Regions from separate parts of the Homo sapiens genome. Here region 1 is linked to region 2. The links are chromatin contacts, found by Hi-C or POLR2A ChIA-PET in ENCODE. All regions are on one chromosome and are shown on one strand. The core of a region is the stretch at or near the end of the contact, and the rest is flanking DNA. Distances in the headings are between cores, read along the strand shown. Region 1 overlaps LOC124905977. Region 2 has its middle 140 kb from the start of LINC01808.

Region 1 (2,700 bases), core at 55-2,554, 40 kb after region 2:
TCACTGGAGAAACAAAATCACAGGCTCCTATTGTCTGGAGCCATTGCACTGGACAGTCCCTGGGTTTGAATCAGAAAGAGAAGGAGCAGCAGATTTGAAGGGCATTGAAAATCCTGCAACAATCACCTTAACAATCGCCATGAAACTCTAGTCTCCAGAACTCAGATCTTCAGGGCTGGGCCTCGAGTTACAAGCGTCAGGTAGAAGGGACCTGTTTTTACCAACCCCACATCCTGGCTAGGGAAGTGAGAGTAGCACATGAAGGAAAAGAGATAGAAGACTTCAGGTCCCGGTGCCACCAACTCTGCAGTGGGGGATGAGAGAAAGACAGAATGGGAAAAGCAGGCACAGTTGGAGGAACATCTCCAGCCCTGGCTTCTGAGAAAAACAAGATTCTAACTAATAGTAATCACTACTCCATTTTCACCAAAAGTAGAGAATTCCCCATTTTAGAGATTTTTAGCCTTTTTTTTTTTTTGGAGTCAAAAATGTGTATGGCATTTTATGAAAGTTCTGTATCTCCGGAATACACAGATCTGTGTATAATATTCCACAAATAGAGTTTATGAACCCACTAAAATCAATGGGATCCAAAAACTCTAGTTGAGCCCTTTGCTCTGAATCCAATGCTTTTAGGGCTCTCGTGGGCTACTCCTGGAACAAGGAATAAGCAAAATTGTGAGCCAGCTCAGTCCTCCGAGTTACATCCCCAACAACAGGTGAGGCCTATGAAGCCACTTCTTTTTTTTTTTTTTGAGACCTGGTCTCGCTCTGTCACCCAGGCTGGAGTGCAGTGGTGCAATCTCAGCTCACTGCAACCTCCACCTCCTGAGTTCAAGCGATTGTCCTGCCTCAGCCTCCCAAGTAGCTGGGATTACAGGTGCCTGCCACCATGCCCGGCTAATTTTTTATATTTTTAGTAGAGACGGGGTTTCACCACATTAGCCAGGACAGTGTCGATCTCCTGACCTTGTGATCCGCCTGCTTCGGCCTCCCAAAGTGCTGGGATTACAGGCGTGAGCCACCGCGCCCGACCGAAGCCACTTCTTTACAGGTGTTCGACCACCATGCTTGTTGTATAGAGGCCTTAAAGTTTGCCCAGCTCTGAGTCTAAGTCCAGTCACCTCTACAGATGGTACATTCTGTTCTGGAGGCAGACAAAACTCAAACTGATAGCATTAGAATCATATCTTTTATCTCTCTGGGTACACCTAGGGTCTGAAATGTAGCACCATGTCAGTTTGCTCCCACCCTACACTGGGATCCCTATGACATTGCACTGAATCATCACTTCCCAGTAAAAGGATTTAAAACATTGCAAAATGAGGCTGGCTGAGTGAGGATCCCTGAAGCACTGTGTAACCTGCTGACATAACAGCTGGACTACAGCCCAGTGCATGGGCAAGGCCAACACGAACCCTTGACATCCTACCCCTGGGGGATGCTGAGCCTCCATCTGCCCTTTCTCTTCTTCTCCACATACCTTCTCACCTTCCCTTCCCTTAATATCTGACTGTTCTCAAAATTTGTTCTCTAATAATTACTTTTTCAGGCAAGAACGTAAAGCACTCAATCTTTTTATTGACTTATCCTGATCTCTGTGAGCCTAAAATTCCTGAGATTGAAACCCCCATGATACATCTCCTACTCTGCCAAATGCCCCCTCCTCCTGCAGACAAAGGAATGCCAGAAGTCCATCTACTTTTAGCCCAGTCCTCCAGACAACAAGTGCCCCATCTCAAGAAGCACTGGAGAATCCAGTCCTCTCATTCTCCTCACATACTACAAACCTGGAGTCATTGAATAAGCATCCCCTAATAGGCAAGAAAAAATTTCATTCCTAGTGGCAGTCAGCAGGAGGCAGAGGCTCTTCCAGTCTAATGACTTGCAAATCAAAAGCATGAAAACCAGAATGCACCTTTGAACCTCTTTCCCATCCAGCCTAGATGTCCTCATAATTTTCTCCCATAGCGTTCCTGGTATTTTTGCTACCAGAGCAATAACCTTCCCCATGCATTTTTTTACATGTTGGAGGAGGAGCTATCCAGTGATCTCAAAGCATATGTTTTTGATTCTCATAAGATTATGGATACCAAAGGAATAAAAATGGAAATCACTACTGCCAAGATATGAAAGAAACTTTGCATAGTAAAATAATTTAAACCTAACATTTGGACCCAATAAGGCAAACGCAATGTTTTTTCCATATTTTTGGAAAATGTGCATTTTCTTTACATTAAGTGGTACCAATAAAAAATAATGATTCTCACTCCGTTTATTTCTATAAGTTAGATTGGCTTATAGTTTTCCAGGACATGGTTTTCTATCAAGCTATATGGCAAACACCTGGGCATAAAATACACTCAGCTATTTACTTCCATGTGGGAAAAATGGGTCACCATTCCTTTCTTTTGAATCTAGAGCAAAGGTCAGCTGAAACCAGTTAGCATATTTAGTACTCAGTATCTGCCGAGAATGAGTGTTACATCAACAATTTGTGGTGATGGTGAGCAAGCCCAGGAAGTTCCTTACAGATAGGGAGGGCAAGTGCTTTCCAATTCCAGGCTCGGTGATTCTGCAATACATGCTGGTAAGAACATTTGACTCATCCTGGAACGGGATAAAGAAACACAGAAGACCAAATAATGAAGAAGGACTAGAAAACATTTTTGTACGTACTTCATATGTGAAGCTACTGCT
Region 2 (2,700 bases), core at 150-2,649:
CGACAATTCCAGTTTTAGAGAAATGAAGAGAGCTGCCTCATGTGGTAGTGAGTTCACTGTTCTTGTAGTTCTTGTAGTTCACTAAAAGACTGAGGGAGTTTGGGAGCTGAAAAAAGGTTTCCTGCACAAAGTGGAACACTCTGCATTTTATAGCATTCTTACAAATTTTTCAAGGGAGTGTACTAGGGCTTTCATTATCTAGTATTTTATATTAAACTCATAGAAAATCTGGGAGGTAAGTATCACTATCCGCACTTTAGAAATGAGAAATCAGAAGCTTGGAGTGGTTAAAAATGGTCACAGACAGACAGAAGTGGTGGGTATGGGGTTTCGCCCCTGGGGTGGCTGATGCCATGCTCTAACGGAACATAATACTGTCAGCAACTCTGAAAGCCAATGACTCTGTGTACTCAAAACCCTGAAATGTGATCAGAAACCTAAAAAAAAGAAGTTCCAAGACGAATAATTTTTATTTCATTAGATGTCTTTTGGAGTTTGAGGCTCTTAATTCTCTGAAGACTTCCAGAAGGTGCAAGAGCCTCCCCTCTTCCTACCACGTGCTTCTCTTCCATAACCTTCGTCCTTCCCCTCTCCAACTATCCAGAAGTCTCACAATGACTCGGAGAGAAAGGATGTCATTGGTATGCGCAGACATTCTGGCTTTACCTCTTTCCCAGGATACTGTACTTTAAGAGATGTAGCTCTAGGCAGTAACATTTTGTCCAAAGGAATTAACTGCAATGGTGGAATGTCTGGTATAGTGAAAAAGATTCTTGCATATAGGAGACCTTCTAAGCACCCCCAACCACACAGTAGAGGACACCACTGAGCCTCCCTGTGGCAAAGCCAGTCCTTCTCTTAAGTTATATCAACACAAGCACCCTTCAGCAGTTAAGTTTCCTGGAACATCCAAAGATTCATTGACTTATGCTTTGGAGGAAGATTTACAAGTCCTCTTTTGTAAAGAGAAGTTCGCTATGTGACTTGAGTGAGACAGAACATCACTTGCTTTGATCCTTGCAGAAACAGGATGAGAGGTCCCAAGATTCTGACTCACTATCCATTGCCCTGACCCTGAGCAACCCAGCCTCGTCCTGGTCTTAAAGTGTATTGGCACTTTGCTGTCTGTTCTCCTTCCATTGCTTTTGATTTTGCATACCCTGAGTCATCTCTGAAGATTCCATGCAACCAGCTGGGTGGCTGGCATCCAGCTCTGTGACACTTGCCTTGATTGATGTGCATCCTCTTAAGCATCTGCTCACGACAACTGTCTCTACCCTGAAGATGACCAGAAGGGACTCCTCATCTTGCTTTACCTGTCTTCAGCACTTAGCCATTAGGCTGTTACCAGCAAAGCTGTCCTTTTCTCATAACAGATCGGCCTGATTGTGTAACTGTATCCCTTTACTTCTGACAGCATTTTCAGCTTTGTGTAACCTCCAAACATATGAATAATTTTCACTTGTGCATTGCAATGAGCTTGGGGAACATTCAGAGTTCAGAGGTACAGCTAGAAATATGTCCAGAAGGATGAGTCAAATAATGTTGGGGGTGACTGGGAAAGAGAAGAAAGGGTCCTGCCATGCCTCTCCTGTGAGCCAACAGTCTGATGCGCACTTCAGGGTCACTGTTTCCAGTGTGCAAGTCCTTGGCTGTTGGAATGAAATGTCTGCCTCTTTGTTCTGCCTCCCACTTTCTCCTCCTTCTCTTCTTCCTACTTCCCTCTCCTCCAATTCACCCCATGAAAATATTGCATAATGTTCACAGATAACCCACTAAGCCTAGCTTAGTCTATTAGGAGATTCCCTTTCTGTAAGCTTTCAGAATCCCATACATTTGCCAGCAGTGTGATTGCTTTCTAAGTCAACATGACTGTCCCCTTCCCCAAAGGAACCCTTCACTTTTCTTTCTTAAATTCCACTGTGTGTCTCCCACAAACAGGTTTTTTAGTAGAATCTCATGAAGATAAGAATGCCTTTAAAGAATGCAAGATTTCTAAAAATATTCAACAAAAATATTCCCAATACACCTCTCATAACAATTCCATCCCAGAGTGTGGTCCAAAATAAATTGAGGATTTGTCTGTACAACAGCTTCAAGATGTTCAGAAGGTGTCAAAAATGGCAAGGATCTGACACTCATCGAAGTGTTCAGTTAACCATACCCACAACCTCCAGGGCTTTAAAAACATATAAATTGCAAAGATTGAGGTGAACAGTTTGATCAACTTTGAATCCAAAGGTGCTGATGACAGACAGGAATAGGAGCACTTCCCAGACACAATTATGTTCAGGCAGCTTGAAGTAAAAGTAGCCAGCCTTGGTGTAGTGCTTTGCAAAGAGTGGTGATTTGCATCATCCAAGTGCTTTGCAGAGCTTTAGCAAAAGTATTCTGAGTGTGAACAAACAGTAGAGACTGTGCTTGGAACAAGCTGGACAGAGTTCACCTTCCCGTGGGGAGCAGGGAATGTTGGCTTTAGGACCAGACCTGCTCTCTGCTTCTGGCGCCATGGCAGCACGCTTGCACGAGGCCTTTGCTCCCCTAGCATTGGAAGCCACTCCAGCCTTGAGTGCCAGCTCGGCCACCTGAATGGAAGACAAGAGCTCTTTGGCAGCCAAGATGCCCCAAGTTCTTCCCATTTTTATTCCACTCATTCTCTTTCCTCTTCCCCTCCCATGTCTCTGGCTACTCGTTCCCAGG

What was found. Hi-C counts contacts between places; a loop is a spot of excess contacts on that map. ChIA-PET counts read pairs that join two places held with the same protein, here RNA polymerase II (POLR2A). Pooled maps may share reads with other maps.
Region 1: a loop to region 2 is called in a pooled map, with 4 times the contacts of the local background. The contact joins two enhancer-like sites. A Hi-C loop is called at or near these places in 3 of 168 maps with a recorded cell type or tissue (MCF 10A, mammary epithelial cell and sigmoid colon), 1 of 37 single-sample maps with no recorded cell type and 3 of 50 pooled maps. POLR2A ChIA-PET finds 5 or more read pairs at or near these places in 4 of 52 experiments (AG04449, AG04450, PC-3 and 1 more).

Annotation. Positions count from the first base shown.
Region 1 is chr2:19,647,452-19,650,151 of GRCh38, forward strand. The region is part of intron 2 of LOC124905977; the gene reads right to left. Among named protein-coding and RNA genes, the nearest start is that of LINC01808, 180 kb to the left of the region's middle. Within about 2 kb of position 1,305, at least 4 of the 41 ENCODE cell types and tissues checked have a DNase peak (open chromatin) inside an H3K27ac peak, as active enhancers do; they include PC-3, where a contact is called at or near this core.
Region 2 is chr2:19,606,957-19,609,656 of GRCh38, forward strand. No RefSeq gene overlaps it. Among named protein-coding and RNA genes, the nearest start is that of LINC01808, 140 kb to the left of the region's middle. Within about 2 kb of position 1,400, at least 2 of the 41 ENCODE cell types and tissues checked have a DNase peak (open chromatin) inside an H3K27ac peak, as active enhancers do; they include PC-3, where a contact is called at or near this core.